3 separate regions of the Mus musculus genome follow, and regions 1 and 2 are each linked to region 3. A link is a loop called in an ENCODE intact Hi-C map of the cell type or tissue named here. Cell type or tissue: heart. All regions are shown on one strand. Links, peaks and the distances in the headings refer to the core of each region. The heading gives the core; the rest is flanking DNA.

The links. Hi-C counts contacts between places; a loop is a spot of excess contacts. Peaks named below come from ENCODE experiments on the same cell type or tissue, not always from the same donor. Only the 100,000 strongest peaks of a DNase experiment are listed, where the experiment ranks them.
Region 1: it touches region 3 in a loop (2.1-fold over the local background); 11 of 42 quality-filtered maps call a loop at or near these places.
Region 2: it touches region 3 in a loop (2.9-fold over the local background); 7 of 42 quality-filtered maps call a loop at or near these places.

The regions. Positions count from the first base shown.
Region 1 is chr3:55,341,580-55,349,344 of GRCm38, reverse strand. All of the region lies in intron 3 of Dclk1 (doublecortin-like kinase 1), which reads right to left. Among named protein-coding and RNA genes, the nearest start is that of Gm25132, 40 kb to the right of the region's middle. In heart, for the core only: no CTCF peak of the experiment used is centred there; no DNase peak of the experiment used is centred there.
Region 2 is chr3:55,148,534-55,156,298 of GRCm38, reverse strand. It overlaps Ccdc169 (coiled-coil domain containing 169), which reads right to left. Exons shown (of 8, transcript NM_177203.3): 3 at 5,477-5,587; 4 at 5,354-5,394. Among named protein-coding and RNA genes, the nearest start is that of Ccdc169, 12 kb to the right of the region's middle. In heart, for the core only: CTCF peaks have their summits at 3,196 (motif pointing left) and 4,083 (motif pointing right); no DNase peak of the experiment used is centred there.
Region 3 is chr3:55,238,611-55,246,375 of GRCm38, reverse strand. It overlaps Dclk1 (doublecortin-like kinase 1), which reads right to left and starts at 4,012. Exons shown (of 17, transcript NM_001195538.2): 1 at 3,625-4,012. In heart, for the core only: a CTCF peak has its summit at 3,810; DNase peaks (open chromatin) are centred at 3,885 and 4,495; H3K4me3 peaks cover 1,623 bases; H3K27ac peaks cover 710 bases; H3K27me3 peaks cover 2,482 bases.

The DNA.
Region 1 (7,765 bases), core at 1,905-6,904, 100 kb before region 3:
GAGTGCGAACACAGCATCTGCCCCTTCCGTGGCATGGCAACATGGGATCCACCTGCCTCCTTTTTCTGTTGTGCAACACCTGCAAGTGGCTGTGCATAGACAATGGAAGTTAATCTGGCTCATGGTCCTGGGAAGTCCAACTGAACATCCAGCCAAGGCTTTCTTGCTGCGTCATTCCATGGTGGAAGCAGAAGCAAAGGAAAAAGTAAGCCAGAAAGGGGCTGCTTTTAGAACAAGCTCTCCTGTCTCTGGGTAGCAGCCATGCCTACTGTAATGTTAACTCATTAAGCACAAGAAAGTCTTATTATAAACCTCATCTCCTGAAGATCCCATCCCCTAGCAACACTGCAGTGGCAATGAGATCTAGCCATGAGTTCTGGTACAAAATGGGCACTCCAGCCCCACGCGAGCATCAGTGATACGGCATGGCCAACAGCCCGGGCATGTGGTCACCCTGTGGGTGCAGCTACCCAAACTGCAGCACAGCCTTGGCTCTGCAGAGGTGACTTCTGGCTCACCCTTTCCTCCCTTCTAACTGAACAAAATTAAAACTCTGAAACTGGGGCTGGAGATGTGGCTTAAGTGTCGTGGTTAAGACCAATGGCTGCTCTTCCAAGAGACACAGGTTTGGCTCTACATACCCACATGGCAGTGTGCAACTCTCTTAACTCTAGTACCAGGGATCGGAACATCCTCTTCTGGTCTCCAAGGGCACCAGGCGTGCACACGGGACATAGACACGCATGAAGGAATAACACGTATGCACATAAAATTCAAAAAAGGGGTCAGATGTTTACACTATTATTTTGCTAATATATTTCTGAGATCTACATGGTTCTAGAGTTTTACTGTCAGGTTTCCATGTTTCTGCCCACATTTACTTCAATAAGACCAGGAATGTCCCATGCATAGGACCCTCCAGTCCCAGCACAGCCTCTAGAATGCTGAGCTGGGGATGGTCCCTCTTCAGGTATTCTCAGTCTTGTGGGGTTAAACAGCCGGCCCTCACACTTCTCCCCATCACTATCCCCAGTTCTGGCCAGTGTATTATTATGTTGACAGCGGCACCTATAGGGTGACCACATGCCCCGGCTGCTGGCCATGCTGTGCCACTGATGCTTGCGTGGGCCTGGAGTGCCCATTTTGTACCAGCCAGCTGCTCTCAGCTCTCCTTAGCATCAGTGCCAGCCTTCTTCTGGCACCTCAGGGAAGCCACCTGGAAAATATGCAAGCTGTACTCCTCACAGTGCAGCCGCTCAGTCACAGTTTGGGCCCATGGTGGTAGTGGGCAGGATATTAATTCAATTTTCAATTTAAACCTCACGGCTGAGTATTGACGGCACCATGTAAGAGCTTTTTTGTCTTAATTCTGAAGGATGGCCTCTCACGGCACTGCATGCAGATGGTGTTCCCTGTACTCATTCTGTCTCAATCTGTCCTCCTTAAATCTGTTTTCAACAGCTGACCTGAAGTTTTGGAAACCGATTGGGCCTCCCAGTCTTCTGAAATGTTAGTGGGCCCTGATAAACAGCCGTTTCCATGGAGATGGCCGAGGAACGCTACACCCGTGTTGCAGAGAAGCTTCTGATTTTATCTGGAGCCATTAGCTTCCACGTACGCTTCATTCATTATTCATTTGCTAAGAGGAAATGGCAGTAACCCGGAGCGTTTCAGGAGACCTGAATCAGTGAATCGGAGCAGCCCTGGGAGCACTCACGGGGGCTTCATCAGCTTAGCCCGGGCCACAGGGAGGCTGCCCCAGGATTTAAACACCCCTCAGAAAAGACAAGTGGGCAGGAGCTCACCTGCGGGGAGTCTCTGGTACACAGATTCTCAACAAAGGAGGACTTGGAAAAATTTCAAGTTCCCCTGAGATTGAGGGGGTCACAGAGCCAAGAATTCATGGCACAATCCTTCTGTTTCTCATCCAGATGCAAAGTGTTCCTCTGTGAGTTGACTAGCCTCACACCACCACCCAGCAAGCTCTGTGACCATACATGCATAACCCCCAAAGCAAGTGAGCTCCATTTTGTAAGAGGTACAAAGATTTAAAACCATGACCGTATGGAAAGGTGGCTTTTAAAAAACAATGTGTTTTAGAAAAGAAAAACCCAAACTGTAGTATCTTAAAATCCTAAGAATTATTTAATCATGATGAACTAAGTTTTCTCTCATAAGTAATGTACGTGCGCGCGGACACACACACACACACAATGAGACACATACACATACACACACATATACAGACACAGACATAAATACAGAAACACATACACACAGACAGACAAAGACAGAGATATACACAGGCACACAGACACATAGACACTGACACAGACAGAGACAGACACATACACACGGACATACACACACATAAAGACACACAGACACACATAGGCACACACAGAGACACACAGACACATACACAGACACACACAGACATACATGCAAACAGACACACACAGAGATATACACAGACAGACACGCCCAGACATTTATACTGGAATGTGATTCCGGTTGTAGGGCAGTAGATCAGGAAAAACCATGAAGAAGGAAAAAGGAAGTGTTAAGGAAGAGGAGACTATGACAGAACACACACGCTATGACAGTGGAAAGGGAAGGGTTAAATATGGAAGGCAGCAAAGGGACAGGGAATGGGGGAGAGGAGGGCAGAGGAGCACCAATAAAAGCATATCACTCACATATGGAAACCGCACCGTGGAACCTAGTACCTTGTACAGCCATTTAAAAGAGAAGCAAGTAAACATTCAAAATAAAACCCGAAACAATCTGAAACACGGCACATCGCTTAGGTCTTCTCAATTTACTAAATGGGTGTTAATGTAGTTTATAAACATCCTTCGTGGAACATCTACTTAAAATAAAATCCAATAAAATGGCTTTCATTTTTTTCCTCCTCCAGGATAGAAATAAATAAATGAATGAATGAATGAATAAATAAAAGGTAAGCCAGGAGTCAATGTAACTTTCTTAAAGAAGGCATAGCTCCAGGGGTAGGGAGCCTTAATGACACTCCTTCATAAATGGCTGTGAAGACTGTAATATAGAGCACACATTCACAGTCCTGGGCCCTGGCTCCCAACCACTCTTCCCTCTGTAGAAATGTGTCCATTGTCCCTAAGCAGACCTGCTGTACAATCTTCCTTAACATTGGGCAGTGCATGTTGAGAGCAACCAGTGCAGGTACGCAGTCTTTATATGGCTTTTATTCGATGCCTGTATTTTGGGCCTCACAATTTACAGTCTGAAGCAATCCACACACATCCTACCCTAAAGAACTGTAAAGGCTGCACAGCTTTTAAGGCAGCCCAAGGTTTCTCCAAAGCTCAGCTGCTCTGTTAATAAATTAAAGGCTAGGACCATGTCTGGATAGGGAAGGAATTTAAACTTAGCGACACATTCCGAAGCACCATGATTCCTGACTGTTGGTTCTAGAACCTCTAACAGCACCCACAGATGCTCAAGTCCTTTGTATGCAACATTATCCATCACTGAAGAGAATCCACGTGGATCCTCTGGTGTCCTTTAAACCATCTCTACGTTACGGACTGGGACTTCATATGCTATAAATGATGTGCAAGTCCTTGCTTGGGGAATGATGAGTGTGTGTGTAAGATCGGTACAGGTATTATAGTTTCTACTTTTTCATCCTGGTAGGTAGAATCCACAGACTCGGAACCCACAGATCCTCCATGGAAAGTTCACTGGAAAACCTCGGCTTCAGGCAGGAAGCTAAAGCAGGCAATTATTATGAGATAAAATAACTTTGCCATCCTGTGAGTGTGGAAGTGTCACCAGCATTGTGCATACCCTCATTGGCTACTGGGGCCTTGGAGCACATCCTCCTATGAAAGGGACACTCTGGTGCCACAGACGTGAGTGAGTGCCATCGGCTCTCCAGTCCATCTTTTGTGGTTAAATCTCTGTCTCTTTTCTTCCGGTACTGTGCTGGTTCTGAACACTCCTCGGAGCTTGCTTTGTGCGAGGAGACAGTAGCTCTTGGTGCTTGGGCCACAGATGCAGCATGCATTACCTCAATCTGGGATGGGAAATCATGGAATCCCTCACAATACGAGGGCAAAAGTGTGTACACTTGTAGGACCATGAAAGGCAGCCTGGCTCCTGGTTGAGCTAAGGCTAGAAACCCCAGTGACCCTAAAGGGACAGAAGGCATTTTGCCTCGCTCCTGGACACCAGGCTCTTGGCACCAGGACGCAGCCCTCCATAGATCTGTGGCCATCACTCATCTAAGGGCAATGCCCCAAACCCCTCCACAGGTAGAGGATGCCACCTGTGGTCACATAGCCTCAAGACAGATCTCTATTTTAATGAGGTACTTAAAGACCTGGAGGCTTAGCCAATAGACTCTCCTTCCCAGACACTCTTCCCTGCAAAAGGTATTTAACACCAGGCCCTCCCTGAGAAGTGGGGTACAGTTTTACTCATCCACTTTCTGCCATGACAATAAATGTCTTAAAACCATGGACTGCCTCTTTTCTTTGGGATCTGCTGTGGGGAGCCACGAAGGCCTTCACCTACAGAGCAGTTGTCTAAGATCCTGTAGAAGGCCTCTCTGTACTCCCAGCCATGACTAAGCTCAAGCCCAAGCCAGCCACTGACAAGCCAAGCATTCCACCCTGCAGGATCCAGCCCATGAGCTCCCTCTCTGTTTTCAGCTCTTCTACAGCATCCAGTGGTGACTGGGTGCCCAAGAGCCTGAGAACCAGATGGCCCCAGCCTCCTTGTGGCCAGCTCCTGCTGTTCTGCGCTCCGCCACCTCGGGAAGGGGTGTTTCCTGGGGCTGCCCACCGGTCTGGTGAGGGCATGAGGTAAGCGCAGTCAAAACTCCCACATCCTGCTTTCCCAAGCGGCTGAGCCTGTGGCTGAGCAGACACGGGATCACTAACCCTACATACGCTCTGGGAACACGCCGACTGAGCCGAGGGAAGACGGTTTTTGAGCACTGAAATCCAAGGAAGATAGTATGAGCTGATACTGTATCTTGTGTTTTTAAACAGATATTTCTTTTTTTTTTTCATTTTTTATTAGGTATTTAGCTCATTTACATTTCCAATGCTATACCAAAAGTCCCCCATACCCACCCACCCCCACTCCCCTACCCACCCACTTCCCCTTTTTGGCCCTGGCGTTCCCCTGTGGGGCATATAAAGTTTGCGTGTCCAATGGGCCTCTCTTTCCAGTGATGGCCGACTAGGCCATCTTTTGATACATATTAAACAGATATTTCAATTTTGGAAATGTTTAGAAAGATATATTTTACTATTTCCCATTTTTGTTGTTTTGGTTGGTTGTTTTTTTTTTTTTTGTTTTGTTTTTTGTTGTTTGTTTTTTGTTTTTTGTTTTTTTTTTGTTTTTTGTTTTTTTTTTTTTAGAGTCCAGTGGATTCTCTTACATATAGCGTTTACCTAGCAGGCCCTGGAGACTCTAAAACTGACTATGAAGGATAATGTTTTCAAACTTTGTCATAAATTTTGTTTTGTTTTGTTTTTGTTTTTCGAGACAGGGTTTCTCTGTGTAGCCCTGGCTGTCCTGGAACTCACTCTGTAGACCAGGCTGGCCTCAAACTCAGAAATCCGCCTGCCTCTGCCTCCCAAGTGCTAGGATTAAAGGCGTGTGCCACCACGCCCGGCAAACTTTGTCATAATTAATGATCTCCTCGGGGCTGCCTGGGGGTTAATTCATGATAGAATGAGAGGACACATGCTTTCCATGGCAATGGCTTTTATACAAGTTACTTCCTAATATGGCACCTTGGGGTCTGGAGAGATGGCTTGGAAGTTAAGAGTCCTGCTCTTGCAGAGGACCAGGGTTCAATTCCCAGAGTCTACCTGGCAGCTCACAACCGTCTGTAACTCTACTTCCAGAAGGCCTGGGACCTTCTTCTGGCCTCTGTGGGCACTGGACATAAGCGGTGCACATACATATGTGTGAGCAAGATTTAAAAAAACATAATGGCATATTGGAAACTGAAAAACAAAAGAGACAGAAAGGGAGGCAAAGTCACAGAGATGCCCCGGAGAATCCACAGACAGGCCTTGCAAAGTATGACCTGCACATCGCTGTCACCTCTTGGTATTTCTTCTTTACCAAACCTCGTAGAGAGATACACAAGGCCAAGTGATGCAATGAAGGCCAAGAGCCTTCATTTCCTTGCGGAGGCACTCGTGTTATAGAAAAACCATAAAAGAAAATTGTGTTTTGTTGTCAATGTGTTCTTGTCCCTGTTTTAGTAGCCTCAGGGATGAGCCTAGAACTGGAAGCAGAAGACATTCCTCTTCCTCTACATTGGCAGGCTAAGGTCTGGCTGGAGTTCACTCTGTAAGCTGCGTGCTCTGTTCTATCTTTATAACGAATGACTTAGGTGTTTGGCAGATGATAAGCAGGCTTTGAGGGAGCTTATTTTCAAATGCCTTGAAATGACAACACACATCACCTAAAATGTCAAGTAGAAATCTCCATGACATTTTTTTTAATCATGGAAATTGTTTTTATGATTACACTGGCCCAAGACTATTTTGGCTTAATTGCTTCTCTGAGAAGTCTCTAGGCAATTGGTGAGAAATGGGCAAATCTTTCCTGATCTACAGCTTGATCACAGATAATAACTTGGTCCCCACGCTTTTGCCTTTCTGGTTCACACTTCCTCCTCCTGCAAATCCCAATCGCTAGCAGCTCCACAGCCTGCGTTTAGCTTTGCTGTTTTGAAAGCTAGCGCAGTACTAACCAATTTAGGAGACAAACCAGCTCCATTTATGTGGGAAAAGGGAAAGGCTTTCCTTTGACAAGCCAAACCTCCAAAAAGGACATGACCCAGCCAGACACAAGGTTGCAAACTAAAGAATCAATATGTGCAGTACACTGGCTCTACCAGTGAGTCCCTACCATTCCTTTCTTGTCTTCCCTCAAGAGAAAGTACACGTTCAAGTCTGGGGCCAACAGAGGAGGGAAAGTTAAGGCACGACTACAGACAGACAATTTTCTTGTGTCCCTCTCTGGAAAACTATGGCATCCACAGTCAACTGGCACAAGCTATGTGTCCTCACTGGATTTTATTCTTTATTCACCCCAATCTCAACCCTTTCATGTTCTTTGTCAGGGTGCTTGTATGCGCAGGCTGCTTGGGGGTAGTCTCATTCTGTGCTTGCTCTCCTGATCAGCTTAGCATTTGCCTTGGGGGTGGCCCAGTCATATGAGCACAGTGTCCCCTCAAAGTCCCATTGATGATCCCTTTGTGTTACCTGGTCATTCATTTCTTTATTTCAACTCTTCTATATTTATAAGACACTAATTCAGCAGCACTATTTTGTCTGGGGAATCATCAAAGCTCTAATTGATCACACCTGTGAAGCTGCCGCTTTAACACCCATTGTCTTCTCATCTCATGGAGAAGGTCTGAATCCTTGTGCTGAGTCCTCAGGCTCTTTTCCAGTCACTTTTTCACCTACCATGTGGGTCTGCAGATGTGTTGGTTTTGCCTTGTGCACCACTGTGCTCATCTGCAGCTCGGCTGTGGGTAACCCAGAGGCTCTGTCTGCAGAGCCAGCCTCCTTCAAGGCTAAACTCAAGCCTCGATTTCCCCTTTATGCCTCCTCTAACATCCCTGCCTTTTGTTACCCCTCTTGGAGGACACTCCTGCAACAGGCATCCTCAGGCTTGATCAGTGCTCAGTTCAGACACTTTAGCTCACCTTTTATCTGCTACATCTCCAGGGATGCCTGGAGCTCGC
Region 2 (7,765 bases), core at 1,905-6,904, 91 kb after region 3:
GTCAGCGAAGTACACTTTTAAAACACATCATTTAGATCTGCCAAGAAACACTAGTTTCCTAGTAACACTGGGCTCCAGCCCCACGAGGCTGCTCTCACGTAGCAGATCCATTTGACCTGGGCACTCACATGCATCTCACAGAGTGGATTTCAGCCCATGTCCTACTGTGATTGCTCTCCTGCTGTGGGGACAGAGGCTTCCTGTGAGCTCCCAAAAAATGCTATCTGATCTCACAGTTAAGATCTTGCTCATTAACGATTCTCCTTATCCTATTGCATGCTAAGCAACCCTGTATTTCCAAAACCCCTGCCTCATAGCTTCTTCTACAGTATCCCGTCTGTTAGGGCACATCCTAAGGTTATGATCTGGCCTTAGAAAGTAAACTGCCACCCTGGGACAACCAACTGGAGTCATCACCAATCAGGATACATCTGCCTGCCACACTGGCCCAGCCAGGCATGCCCCGCCTTTCTGCTTCCTTAGATCACTTCTGGAGCCACTAGTTTTATACCTAGTCCTCGGAGAAGTAGATGCCAAGGTGGGATTAAAAGTGCAGAGATCAGGAATGCCCATGTGAAGATGAGGAGAGGGAGAAGCAGGAGGCTGGGAGAGCGATCTCATGGGCTCGCCACCACGCAGGCCAAGAAGCTTGGCTGGAAGAAGATGAGCCCTAGTCTGTCTGCTTGCAGCCTATACAGAACAGCTTAGTAAAAACCCTAAGAGGAAACCCTAAGCCCAGTCAGTCAACAATGGATTCCCACGTATGCCAGGAATAGCTCTGCCTTTGTCTCTCTGCTGCCAGAGCTCGAGGACAGAGAGCAGACCTTGGCAAGTGTAGCCTCCATGGAGTCAAAGTCAGGTTCCTAAGGCCCTCCCGTCAAACAGGCTTCTGACTGGGGAGTCAGAGGCATGCTGCCTGGACCATTATGTTTCCTTTGTCAATCAAACAACCTCATGATGCTGACCTGGCCAGAGTTTTCTAAGTGTAGGGGCTTTGGGGGGAGGGATGCAGAGTCAGAGAGCATGGATGGAAACTCAAGCTCTGCTTCTTAGAAACGCACAGTTACTTTCTTGGTGCTGTGTCTCACTCTCACCTTCTACTTGTAAAGCACTGAGATCCACAGCTGTGGCACATTTGTCCTGGAAACAGACTCCCGGCTGAAGGGAAGTGTACCCCCTACACATGGTGACACAAAGTCCTGAGTGACCAGCGCTCACTGCTGCACCCTACCTCGTCCATACCTGCAGCTGCCAAATCCCCACGGCCAAGGCCTTACCACTGCTATCCCTTTCTGCGCTCTGTTGTCCCTTCTTCAATTTTCCCATGCAAACTACCATGCCTCCAGCCTTAGACTTCCAAGATGTCCTTACGTCTCTTGCCTGTGAAGTTTCAGCCTCCAGTCAGCTCAGCCATTCTCATGAAGCATCAACTGTCATTTCTCTGCTAGCCAGTGTCACATCCAAATCTAAAAGCAGAGCCCTGGGTGTCTGTTCTCGATCTTGACTTGACACTTCAAACTCAGCTTCGCCAAACCAACATCGTGGTTTCACTTACACAATTTGTATCCTAATACACCCATTGTCAAAAACCGCTAAGCATCGTTTTTCAATTTTACATTAGCTGTTGGTTTTGGCTAGATGAGAATAGATTATGAATTTTTAATACAAAAAAAAACAAGAGTACACATTTGTAATGGGAGGGTACATAAAAATGAATCCCAAAAATGATAAACTACAGTCTTCCACTAAAAATAAAAATAGTGTTAGCAGAGCCCAGGCTCCAGACATACACTCCTCTGCCTCTGCCTCCATCACTTGCTCCACAGCAGAGAGTGTTGGCTAAAATAGAACACTCTATTCAGACACATCTGAGAAGCACAGCAGTGCTGCCATTTCAGGCACAGGGGACAATTTACACTCAAACTATGAATCCTTAAATAAATCAGGCTTGAGAGTATCCACCTGCCCGGCTGTCTGAGCTTAGGAATCATACTGCCTTTCTCGGTCTGACTGTGCACTCATCTCTATGCTAACCAGCAGCAGCTTCGGATCAACTGTAGGTTCCGTTCTACGCTGACTTTCTCCATCACTGTCTCCTGTCGCACCCATGTTCTCTTGTCAGCCTCAGCACCGTATGCACAAATGGCTCCAGCTGCGTGGCCACGATTCCTGGGGTGCATCTGATTTTCCTTCCTGGACCTTCTATGAGCTCCACCCACTCTCTCTCACTCGTGCAGGCATGTGTGTACACACACACACACACACACACACACACACACACACACACACAGTGCTTTAAAATTACAGTATAGCTCGGACATAAAGGTTTGCTTGGCAATCTGGTGGGGATTAGACCAGCATCAAAACTAGTTATGCACTGGAGAAACCAAGAACCCATCCTGGATTTCCCTAGACTACCACCATCATCAAATACCCTAGAGTCTAGGCTAGTACAGAATAATTACTGTATACAGCAAAAGAAAACCTTTAAAAGTACTAAATTATTCTAAGATAAAGTTAGGGTCCATTCTAGATTTTGATTCTTTGTTTTCCTGACGGCAAACTTACTAACCTAGATATTTGGAAAGTGATTTTATCAGAGGGGTGGACCTGTCCCCACATCCAGAGGAGGTCCTGGTCTTTCTGAAATGAACTTACTGAAATGGTTCTGATCTTTCAAGCTGGTATGTATCTGTTTGCAGAAATCAATGGTCACAAGCCAGAAAGTTGTCTAGTGAAGACAAACTAAAGCTAAAGACCCTCCTAGAAACTAAATTCTCAAAACGGACACCGGGATTTCATACTACTTCTGTGATTCTTAGCATTCTAATTTAGCGTGTTCACCTACATTCTTGTTTTAATTTGCTTTGAAAGGGTTACACAGCAGGGCTGTGTTTGCATACCTGAAGTAAAATATACTTAGGATTTAAGCAAAAGATAAAAATAATCAAAAAGCCTATTCCTCTATCCCATACAGAAGGAAGACCTAACTGAGACCCATTTTCTCAAAACTAATGTAAATTGTTGCACTGAAGAATTCAACAACAGCAATAATAGGCAGGGGTGGGTGCTAGCTACAAATTAAAACATCCTGCTTGAGGTTTTAAGAGAGTGAAACAACAATACAACTTAGCTAACTCCAGACACCGCCAGCCCTAATAGGAGATTCTTCATGCTGACATTACAAATGCCCCCTTGTGGACAAACCTGATTATTACAATATATAGCACTGTTTTATATCTATATCTATCTATATCTATATATCTATATATATCTATATATCTGACATCAGTTTGTGAGTATGTCTGTGGAAGTTGCACCTAAAAACTGATGATTCGTAACAAAGACAAACTGGGAAGGGGGCTGGAGAGACGTTTAGCTGTGAAAAGTACTTCAAGCTGTGCTAGAGGGCCCGGGTCTAGGTCTTAGCACGCACATCTGGAGGCTCACAACAGCCTAGAGCTCCAGCTCCAGTGAACCCAATGCCCTCTAACCTCTCCAGGCACTACACACGCATGCTGCCCATGAATTCCTACAGACACACACTCATAACCAAAAATAAAATAATAGGTAAATCTTTTTTAAAGTCAGAAATTCTGAGATGTTGTATATTCATAGCCTGGCCCATAAAAATAATTTTATTCATTTACTCTGTCAACCTAAAGTGAAAATTGAAAAAAATATATATACAAGTATTATATGTCTGAGCAACACAAATTCTGTCCTTTCTTCTGAAAACTAAGACAGCATGTCTTTGTTTCTTAGGGATCTAGAGACTGCTCAGTCCTTGGTGACACACTTACGTGAACATGGGCCTTGTTTCTTGTTCCTCGTTGCTAGATTCTCAATCCCTGCTGCTCAGAAACCCTCTTCTCCATGTTACCAAGAAATACTTAAATATTAAATGTCACTCTTATGAGCTACAGAGTCGTTCTGAGGGTAAGGTCCAGGCATGAAGAAGCAGGTGATCAGTGAGTTTGCTTCCGTAAGGAGAATTTTTCAGGCCACACTACATAGGTCCTGTTAAAATTCTACCTGTAACTTAGGAAGGCTCTTACAACAGCTGTAGCAGCCATGCTTAAAAGTGCCACAAGATGGCGATGTGAGCCACCAGAGGAGGGAAAAACCTGGTTTGTCCAATTTCAGAGAGAGGGAGGAGGGATATTTTCCTGTCTTTCCAAGACATTTGAGTATTCTAGGTCAGAGGTAACAGAAATGCAGGTAAACAGACTAATTTTTCCTCAATTTGTCATTAACAAAAATGAGAGATTTCTCTGTATTGTTCACTGAGGAATGGCAGTTACTTGAAAAACATCCAGAAATCCCCTGGTGCCTAGGGCCTTGTAAATGTATTTATTGCTCGGCCTCTAGCTGCTCAAAACACGTGTTAATTCTGAGAGCAGTTAGCATCGTGTGGTGGAACAGGAGAGGGTAAGAATGAGGCTGGCTGCGCATTATGCTGGGTGGACCTGGGCAAACCCTGCCTCCTTTTACACTCAGTGTCACCTGCTATAGAGAGCATTTAGCTTTATCTCACTTGGTGTCTTGAGACTGACATAAGGGAGATTCATGTATGGACCTTGTATATTTAATTAAAGACAAATTACTATTACAATACTGAATCCTACAAATTCAGCTGAGAATTATATTAATATTCTTCCTCCCACCTTGCCAAAGTACCTTTTTCCTTTTGGCATATCACTTATGTTTTTGCCTGAGTTGTTTTTCAAGTAAAAATTCAGCATGGGCTCTGAGGAAAGTCTGCCTCTCGGCAGCGAGGACTCTTTGTGCATCATGTCTTGAGACTTTCTTACCCTCCTTTCAAGGATAAATTCACAAGGACAAACACATGTGCTTTATTGCGACTCGAATGAGCCCGCGATGTGAAGGAACCTTAAAGAGGGAGGGGACACTAACAGGCGACATTGAGAAGGGACGGGAGAGCTCTGTGAAACTTTGTGTCAATGTCCGGCAGACCTAGTAGCTGTGCTGATTCATGTGTATTGTGTATCGGTGTGTGCTCTCGAGTACACACCTCTGTCTACACATTTTGTGTTAAGGTAGAAACACACCACGCACACTTTAGAAATGGAGAAGGTACTCTGTGTTCAACAGGCTTCTTCAGACTATGAGAAGCAGGTGCCTTCAAGTTCTTAGCCAGCCTGACTATTTTTTTACCCCATTATGCTTGTCTCTGCATTCGATCCTGGCCCCGCTTTTATGCGGCGGACTAGCCTGAAGGCCTCGGTCCTTTTCCAGCTCCCCTGAACATTATTCAGGTTTCACATCAGCCTTGACACTTGTGTACCGCTTTCCCTTGGTGATTCTTCTCACTTAGGCCCTCTCTACTTACCACTGGCATCTTCTCATAGACACGAATGGAAGACAGTCTATCTGCAGGAAAGCAAAAGGGACAGTTGATAATTCCATTGGGCTCCTCCTCAGCCTCACAGCCCACAGACCGAAGCTTCTGTACCTGAAGGGTTTCCACGCATCTTTTCCATTTTCTCTTTCAGAGACACTATTTGCTTTTCCAATTGGTCATTCAGCTCCAGCTGGGTCTCGTACCGGGTTTTCCACTCACTGCCTGGATGAAAAATGGGGAAACGAGATCACCCCCAGTGCCACTTATTTGTGCATTAAATTAATACAAATCAGGGCTGGGGGATGGTTCAGGCTATGCCACATAAGGACCTGAGTTCAGATCTCAGCACATACATAAAAAAATAATGAGGTTGGAGGTGAGTTTCTGTAACCCCAGAGCTGGGGAAGGGGAAAAGACAGACAGATCTGTCTCTTTTATCCTTAAAGCATGTTTCCTTCTGCCCTCCTCCCACTCCCATACACACACACACACACACACACACACACACACACACACACACAGAGTGAGTCAATGACCTCTGGTAAGAGATATGCCTTAAGAGACCCTGTCTTTAAAAATTAGCAAATAAATAAAGAAGGTGGCATATGACCAAGGAAGACATATATATTGGCCTCCATCACTCACACGCGTGCACTCCTGCACCACATGTACACACATACACATAGACAATTTATGAACCAACTCAACTGTGTGTTGTTACTTCTTGACTTCATTAGTAAAGCTAGAGAATGAAAAAAGAGATTATTTTGAGGTATTTATCTCTAAGGTAGAATTTCCTAGACTGCCATGATTAGACCCACCCTCATGCTGTCTCTTAGCCTCATTGCTATCTCTCAGAGCCAGAACTCAAAAAAACCTCTGTGTCTCCTGTACATCTTGTTCTTTGTTTTCTGCCACTGTTTTATCCTTCACTTTCTGTTTCCTTATAGTATATTCTACTAGGGGTCGGGGGATGGTATCAGGAGCCTGTCTCTTTCCTTGAAACATCCATACAACATCCTAACAAACAGTACCAGTATCCCATTCCATTGTATGAAATTGGTCTTACCACTTACATACTTGCTGGAGGGGAAACTTCATTAACTTCATTGTTAACTGTTGTGGCACTCATATTTGAAAAGTTAGTTATTCTACTAATCAAGGCTCGGAAAGGCTGAAGAACATTCTTTAAGATGTGAGAGCCAAGGCTGGTCATGATGGCACACATCCGTAGCCCTGTGCTCGGAAGACTGAGAGTCTGAAGCTCGTCCTGGTACACTGGGAGTACAGGACCAGGTAGGGCTACATAGCAAGACATTGTGTCAAAAACAGAAACAGACAGACAGATGAATGGATGGGTGCAGAGGTAGAGCTAAGAGATGATGTAGATGAACGCAGCCTAGAGCTGAAATCTCCTTGTCCAACTTCATGGCCCAGCACCTTGAAGTTGGGCTTTATAAAAGGAGAGGAAAAGTGGTGGCTCGTTTTCCCCTTCTCTTTAACACTCTGAGCTGAAGCCCAGGCCCCGACAGTGCTGGGGTCCCAGGAGACAGAGTGAAACGGCAGACAAACACCGCTACAGACTGGACCTTGTTACCAGGACGCAGCCGGCACCCCACATCTACGCTGCTAGGCACAGACAGTCTTCCAACACGGGGATGCACACCATCCCAAGCAGAGTCATGACACCAAATTCCTCATGGAAGAGGAGGAAAGATGCCCCAAATTACTGAACATGCTTCCAAGAGACGCCACTGACCCCAGGTAGATGCAACTCTATCTGATCAGGTAACTGAAGCCATCTTTCCCAATTTGCATCACGACAACAGAAGCTTTATAGATAAGAACGCTACCAAAGCATTTTTTATTTATATGAGTATATTTCATTAGTTTAATAATATGCTACTATGGATACAAAACACAGAGCTCCCTCAAAAAAAGCATAAGAGGGTTGATTCTTAGTTAAATACAAGTGACCACAGCCCCAAATACCACACCCTGCCATGGATGTGTTTGTATACGGCTATTAGTTACGGAACTAAGAGAGTCATAAGTTAAGCTGTTTATCTAATATACGTGTATGTCCACAGATAGGTAGGATATAGAAAAGTGGGGTAAACGCTATGGTAGCCTTGGCTGCTATCTGGTCACATTGGATTGATGGAAGCTGGCCATCTGCTGGGAATGTATTGCAAGGTTTCACCTCACAGTCAAAGGATATTACACAAGACATGAGGTTATTAACATATGCCCAACATATGCAAATCATTAAGTGCAGTTCAACACAGACCAAAGAAGAGAAATCACATGATCATATCAATAGATACAGGAAAGGAAAAAAAAAAACCATTGACAAAGCAAAGCATCCCTTTCACAACAGCCGCCCAAGGAACCACCGAC
Region 3 (7,765 bases), core at 878-5,877:
TGTGGTTAAGGGCAGGAAGACACCATTCAGGCTGATGAACACACTTGGCCTCATACCAATTGTATAACCTGAGAAATCTACCTGGTTGGCACCTGTAAGACTCAGTTGCAAACAGGAGTAGGAATAGTATCTACTTCATTATTCATATTCACTGTTAACACCTATAAATCTTGCATATGATGAGTAGTGATTTATTGATGGAAAACACGCCTTCTATTCCTGACCTTGGTACAGAGATTACCAGGGGAAACAAAACCATCTACTACCTGTTTGAAAGGCAGGCATCTGCTTATTGGATAAATCCACTCTTGCTAGAAGCGAAGTGATAAAGAATTGTCATCCTTGAAGGAATATCTGTGTTTCAACACAACAATCTAGAAAGTCGGAAAGCCTACATCATAAGAATACGTCTTACATGACAAGATTTCAGGCACACTGAAATAGGCTATACGTGAGGTAGAACTCCGAAGGAAGAACAAAAGCTCCTGCTACTTCCCAAGTCACTGATGTGAAGTTCAACCCAAACTCAACAAAACTTCTGCTTCTTCTTGTGACTTTTCCTTCACCTTCAGCAAACTGGCCCCTGAGCCGCTCAGAGAGAGTAAAGTTTACTTCTCAGTTGAAACGTCCATTTAATTTAAAATGTGTATAAACAGAGCATTATGGGCCATCCTCGGCCACAAATACTAAGTTCAAGGCTAACCTGGGCTACATGAGACCCTGTCTCAAAAAGCTCTAATTTAATACTTAATCGTTAATTATCTAAAACTTGTAATAAGAAAATTCACAGTGAAATCATAGTGAGAGAATTTGTAGAAATCATTCCAAAAAATGAATCAAGTAAAAGAAAGCAATATTGATGACTTGACGATTCAATGACCAGTTAGTTCTCTGAGAGAAGAGACATAAACAGAACCCTCTTCTAAAACTCACACAGCTCCAACAAGGCGTGTAGTCTCATCAAAGCTAGGTCTGGGAAACAGGGTTGACCCAGAGTGTCCCAGTTACAAATGAGGAGTTGGATTTTCAAGTTCTTTTAATCGGGATTCCAAAGTCGGTGCTCTTGGTCTCCAGCCCCATGACACTAGGTTCTGTTCCCATGGGAAGCATGGACTTTGAAGCCACCACACCTGCCTAGGCTTTCTCCTGGACATCTCTCTTCTGTTGTTAACTCCACTGAGAGGAATTAAAACCCTTAGTGTGAGTTAGGAGTATCTTCACTTCAAGCAGAAAAGCCATCTCTCGTGCCTCATAAACAAGCCATTGTCACCTAATTCTGCATCTTTATAAAAGCTATACCAGCCATGGAGTGGTTTTGTTGGGTTTGTAAGTAAATAACTTCAAAATAGTCACCACTGGGACCAGTCCCATTGGTATTAGCTGCATAACAGAACCCAAATTCTGCTTTGATATTGGTATCTGCTCCTACTTTGTTCATATATTTGTTAAGCAGTCAGTCTTCAAAAAGGCATGTGGGTTGATCGAGGAAGGGGATGGAGGAGATTGCAAAGCTATGCCCACACACTAAGCTCACCAGAACTTTAATGGTAAATGCCAAGGTGACTTTTGGTTGCATTTGTTTTCTTTTTAAAGGCACTGGCCATCCTTCCATTCCTAGGGGCTTCCTCCAAAGTTGACTTATGCAAAAAGGAAATAAGGAGGAACCTAGCAAAAGAGTGACACTGTTATGTGACCAGAAATGGCAGACATCAACTTCCAAGGGTCTTCAGTGGTTCACAATTGGCAAAATCCAAAAAAAAAAAAAAAAAAAGTTTTGGCAGCAATTCAAACTGGGAATGCTTTTAGGATCAAGATTCCACACTAAATGATAGAAAATCTATTTAAAACAGAAGGTTTTGCTCATTTTAGTAACAGGTTCACCCAGGGCAGGCATTACATTCCCTGCTCCCCACCCATGAGCAGGCAGTGATGGGACCAGCATGGCAGAGCTATGCTCGAAGTGAAATAACTGCCAACCCCACAGCTTCCACTAACTGAAAGCCAAGGCCCGCTGCGCACACTTCAGTCTTCTGGGAATCATGTGTGGAATGAAAACAGGTGCCCTCCCCTCGCCTCTGCTGGCTCGGCTTTCAGAGTCTTAGTCACACATGTGAACTAAGAACTCTAGAAGAAAATTCTCCGGGCTCCCACAGGTTCACACTTCCTATACAGGAAGCTAGCTAGAACACACTTGGCCAGCATTTGCAGAGCATGGGAGGATAGAAGTCTCTGGATACAAATGTGGGCACCAAGAAGGTGCTCAGAGCCCTCAGCCACAGAGACTACAAACTGTGGGTGGGGAAGAGCATGGACTTTTATCATACTCTACAAATATTACAAAGCCAGAGAAGCAGTGTTGCTCGTTGTGGGGTTTCTCACCATTCTAAGGAATATTATATTCACCTTTCTGTGAATGAGCTCCCATTTCATCAATTTTAGAAACACACACACACACACACACACACACACACACACACACACACACACACACGTCTAGCATAAATCCACGCCATCACACATGGAAATCCCAAAGCATATTTTAGCAGTTGGATTAGGATTCAGGTGGATAGAGAGGTATGGAATAAAAGACATGCATGTGTTTCTCCGGAGTGCACGCACCACCCAAGCCAGCACATCACAGGATGTGGGAACATCTTTTAAATGTTCTTACATATAACCTCTCTTGAAATCCCTCCTAACCTGCATTCATGAAACATTCCATACCTAAAACGCTGCCCTACTTTCCTTTCCCATTGAAAGGCGATATATTTAGGAACAGTCATGACACGGTCGTTCCCCACCCCCCCCCCGCCCCCTTCGGAACACCCTGCAGTGTGGCAGCTGAGCGCGCGTGCACAGTAACCTGGGCACACATTCACAGGTGCAGTCAGAGAGGGAGCCCTGTTTGAATGAAATCTTCTTGTTACTTCTCTCACCCACAAGGATTTCCTTGCCAAATCCAGTGGCGATGCCTCAGAAACCTGATTTTCAAAAGCAGCCTCTTTTGTGGGGCAATGCGGCGCTGTGTGTGCGCTCCCCCTAGGAGGAAAATGTCTTTTCCTCTCTGCATGCTTTTAGCACTGCAGGTACTAATTCGTACACAAGGCTTCCTGGCTGTCCCCAGAGGAACTTGAGACCATGCAAAAAGGTACTTGCAACGCCTACACTGCAGCCCCCATCACCAGGCACATGCCACCCTCCTGGGCACTCGGGAAAGCATGCACACAATAAGAGGCCAGGCCCAGCCACTCCTTCCTTGCCCACTTGGTCCTAGCTCCACAGTCAATCCTGACAATGACAAGCGCCTCTCCCAGCTCCTCCGCGGCTCTCTATCTCCAACAACAAGGGGATGGAAAGCCTTGGAGGGCCCAACCCGCCAGACTCCCTATTTAAAGCCGGTGGCACCAGACAAAAGAGGCAGGAGCCAGCAACCCTGGGGCCGCGGGCACACAACGCTTCCTGGCCGGACCAAACTAGCCAGCCCAGAGCAGCCGTCTTTCGAGGAACGGCGGGCGGGGCGGCTGCTGCCCAGTGGGGTCCATCCTGGCCAGGGCTTCCAGGGCTGCGGTCAGACGGCACCACGGGGCCTGCCCGCACCTTCCCCAGCCCAGGCAAAGCACGCACCGGTCGCGGGTGGAGGCTGGGTTGTCTGTGGCCGGCTGCTGGAGCTGTCCTCGCCGGGCTGGGCGCGGCTGGGGCTGCGGAGCACGAGCGTCTGGAAGCTGCGACCGCTAGTGCACTGATGCGCTGGAGCTGGTCCTCATTGAAATGCGGTTCTCCGCTCAGCCTCACTCCAGCCTCTCTCCCGAGGAGGGCGGTGGCGCGCAAGCTTTTCTTGTGTCTCACTCGCTCACATGCCCTCCCTTCTCCCTCCTTCTCCTGCTCCGCCCTCCGCCCTCCTTGGCAGGGCGCGCCCACCGTGGCTGAGTCCAGGGTCCTCCCTCCTCTAGCCAGGCTTCTGGTTGCAATGGTCTTGGTAATCTGGATTGCCTGGACACCCCTCCGCTCCCAAGCCTCCCCAGTCGCTAGAAGGACTTGCCAGAGGATGGGGGCAGATTGGTTGGTGGCTCAGGGAACTGAGAAAGAATATCGATAGAGATGAATCTGAAGCAGGTCATGTGCTGGGCAGAGAAGTGGTCCAGTATTGAGGTCGCCTTCATCAAAGGAGACCAGAGGAACTCACCCACCTACCCACACACCCCTACATCTTTTCATTTGGCATTGTGGTTTGACACGCCCTTCCCAGGAATAGGGAAGCCAGTAGGATTGCCCCTCAAAACTGCTTTTTCTGAACTGTCCTGGGAGACCAGATCTGGACCCTTCAAACTAAGCAATGTAAAGTAATCCTCAGTCTCCCTACTTGGGGAGGGCCACGTTCCACTCGTCATTCGCGATTGACCCCAAGACATGAGTCACTGTTGAGATGGTGGCCTCCTGCTTAGGGCTTTATTTCACAATAAGCTTTTGATAACTTAAGGCCACACTTAGACTGCTCTTGGAGGCCTCTTGGCTGCAAGACTGGCAGTCTGTCAGGGTGGAAAGTCCCATAAGCTTACACAAGCCTTCCCTCCCCGAACAAGAATGTTCTCAGAACCCAGATGTTCACAGCTTCCACTGGATACAATTCTGGGGACTGGGACCCCATCCCAGGTATCTCTGAAACATTTGCATGGCTCAGTATGCAGCCTAAATATATATATTTAAAAGTCATTAGACAATACATAGACACATGCCAATATATGTATTTGTTTGTCTTACTGACTCTGGGCTGCTCAATAAAAAACACAAAATTAATTTTTTCTGCCCACTGGGTCCAGTTATGTATTTTACTATTTATTGTTACTAAAAGTTATTCTGAAATTCTCCTGAAGTATTCTGTTCATGCTGATTACCCTTTGTTAGAAAATGCAGCCAACTGGGATATGTATTACATATTCAATAAATGATGAGATATCTACTTCTGAGCTACTCAAGAGGCCAGAGATGAGTGTAGAATGCACTCACCAAATTAACTAGATGCAAAGTCCCACGCTCTGCTTCTTCAAATTCTAGTGCAAAAGTAAGGCTCAGAGCTAAGCCAAGAGATGGACACCAAACAAGTCTGTTTCATTGAGACCAGAAATCAAGACCTCCACTTATCTTGCCAGTGAGAAGTCCCCAGTGATTTCTTCCAAGTGTGTGACTAATAGAGATCCTACCTCGAACCTCCCCCCAGTGGACATGCTGTCAAGGTCATTTCATTTTATAAATGACTTATTTATCTCAATTTTATGTGTATGAATGTTTGCCTACATGTATGTATGCATAGCACATGTGTGCAGTGCTCCTGGAGACCAGGAGAGGATGTGGTATCCCCTAGAGCTGGAGTTGCAGGTGTTTGTAAGCCACTGTGTGGGTGCTGGGAACTGAACCCAGGTCCTCTGCAAATGTAACAAGAGCTCCTACCCACTGAGCCATCTCTCCAGCCTCCTCGAGGTAATTTATTAAGCATTTTATATGACTTAACCGTATCTTACCATGGTCCTAGTGTTACAGGGTCTGCTTAAATCCATCATAACTCAAACACCAGGTCAATGAAGAAGACAAAAATGTATTGTAATCAAGTTGCTACTGGTCAATCAGGACCTCAGAAAAGACTCAGGAGCTGAACTGAAGCAAAGAGCCAGAATATCACAGGATATTTAAGCTCACATCTCATAAACACCTACGCCAAGTTATTATTACAGTTTTTCACCAATTAGTATAGGAGTAGGCTCTTGGGTCTGGGAATATTACCTTAGGTTAACCCAGATAGCAAGATGGAGTTGTCCTTGAAATATCTGAATTCAGACAACTGTCTCCTGAGATATTTGGATTCAGACAAGTGTATCCTTTCAATAGAAGCTGTTCAGCTATTGGGAAGTCCCCAGTTCCCCTAGAGCCTAGAACCTTGAATTTAGTTTGCCCCTGTGGTTAAATGGGAGTCTAAAAACAAAATGGCAGTATTTAGAACAAGTTGGGTTTTTGTTTTTTTGTTTGTTTTTTTTTTTTTTTTGAGAATTCCCAACACTAGGGTGTTTACTTGAAAAATGAAAATAATGTAATAAAAGAAACAAGATCATAGATGACTTTTTAAATGGGAATATCTCTAGACATTTTACCTTCTCCTAAAACTACAAGTAACAAGTAAGTGGATGAATGCCCTCAACAATACCATGGCCACCAAGCTATGGCCGTAACGTAGCAGAAAAGCATTCTGGGTAAACCGCACCAGGAACCTGACTAGACGAACGTCCAAAGTTGTCCCAAGGCAGCTTAAGTCTTTAGAGGATACAATTCATATTTTATTCTCTGAGAATTTCATAAAATGTATTTTGATCATATTTACCCCCTGCCCTAATTTCTTCTAAATTGGCCCTCACCTCCCTACTATTCAGCTTCATGTTTTCTTTTAAAACCACTAAGCTGTTATGTAACATCTTCCTTCAAGATTGAAACATCCCATCCTCCAGGAAGCTCCTGAAGCTGGTAGGTAAAGTGACCCAAAATAGCTGCAGAAAGCCCTGAAACCAACCAGATTTACCAACTTCTCCCTGCCAGGGTAATCTAGAACAGCTGAGAGTCCTTCTCAGACGAGACAAGCTGCAAAGAGGACTCTGAGACCAGAGCCCCTGCCAGAAAGAGGTTAGGTCAGGGGCACTTGGAGTGAACATTGTCTACCCAGCTGAGCTGCCTGCAGGCTGTGCAAGGTACTTCGGTTTTCCTACACTTTTTGAGCCCTCACCTATGCTGGGTGAGCCTTGGTGATGCAACTGTCTTTGAGTCATTTCTACTCCTGCAAGTAACCCAATAAAACTCAGTCGGTCACCAAGTTAGACTTTGGAGTATCCATACATTGGTCTGCTGTGGGTTCCCAATCTGGGGTAAGTAGATGTGGGTGTTGTGTCTCCCAAATGTGTCTTGTCACACAACACCAGTCCACTTTGTGTTACCCAGCTACTCTTGGGAATAGGGTCTGCCCTATAATGTCATTTACCTACCAGGGTCACACACAGTTTAAATAACCAAACAAACGAACACTGACTCTTTTCCAGCAGAGGATGCCCCAGATCCCCAGCCAGAGTGGGATTGTTTTGTGCCCACTTCCCTGTATTGGGATTTTTGTCTGTCCTGAGTTTTTCATGGGTCGTGTGCATTCTCCCACAGATCACTGTGAGTTCATGTGGGCAGCCATCATTTTGTGTCCAGAGAACAGTTTCCCTGTAGTATCACCAGCTCTGGCTCTCGGCATCTGTCTACCCTCTCTTCATCACTGGTTCCTATGCCTTAGAGAGATAAATGTGGCAAGTGTATCTGTTACAGGGTCTCGCTATGTAACCTTGTCTGGCCTGAAACTCACATACAGACTAGGATGACCTCAAACTCAGAGAGATCTGCCTGACACCGCCCCCCCTGGAAATGTGCCACCAAGTCTGGCTCAAAACATGTTTTAAATTGGCACTATTCCCCTTTACAAGAAGGAATTGATCCAAAAACTGACTCTGTGTGTGTATATCTGTATCTGTATCTATATCCATATGTATGTATGTATATGTATATGTATATGTATATGTATATGTATATGTATATGTATATGTATATGTATATGTATATGTATATGATGTATATGTATATGTATATGTATGTATGTGTATGTGTATGTGTATGTGTATGTGTATGTGTATGTGTATGTGTATGTGTATGTGTATGTGTATGTGTATATGTATATGTAGTCTGACAAGACACA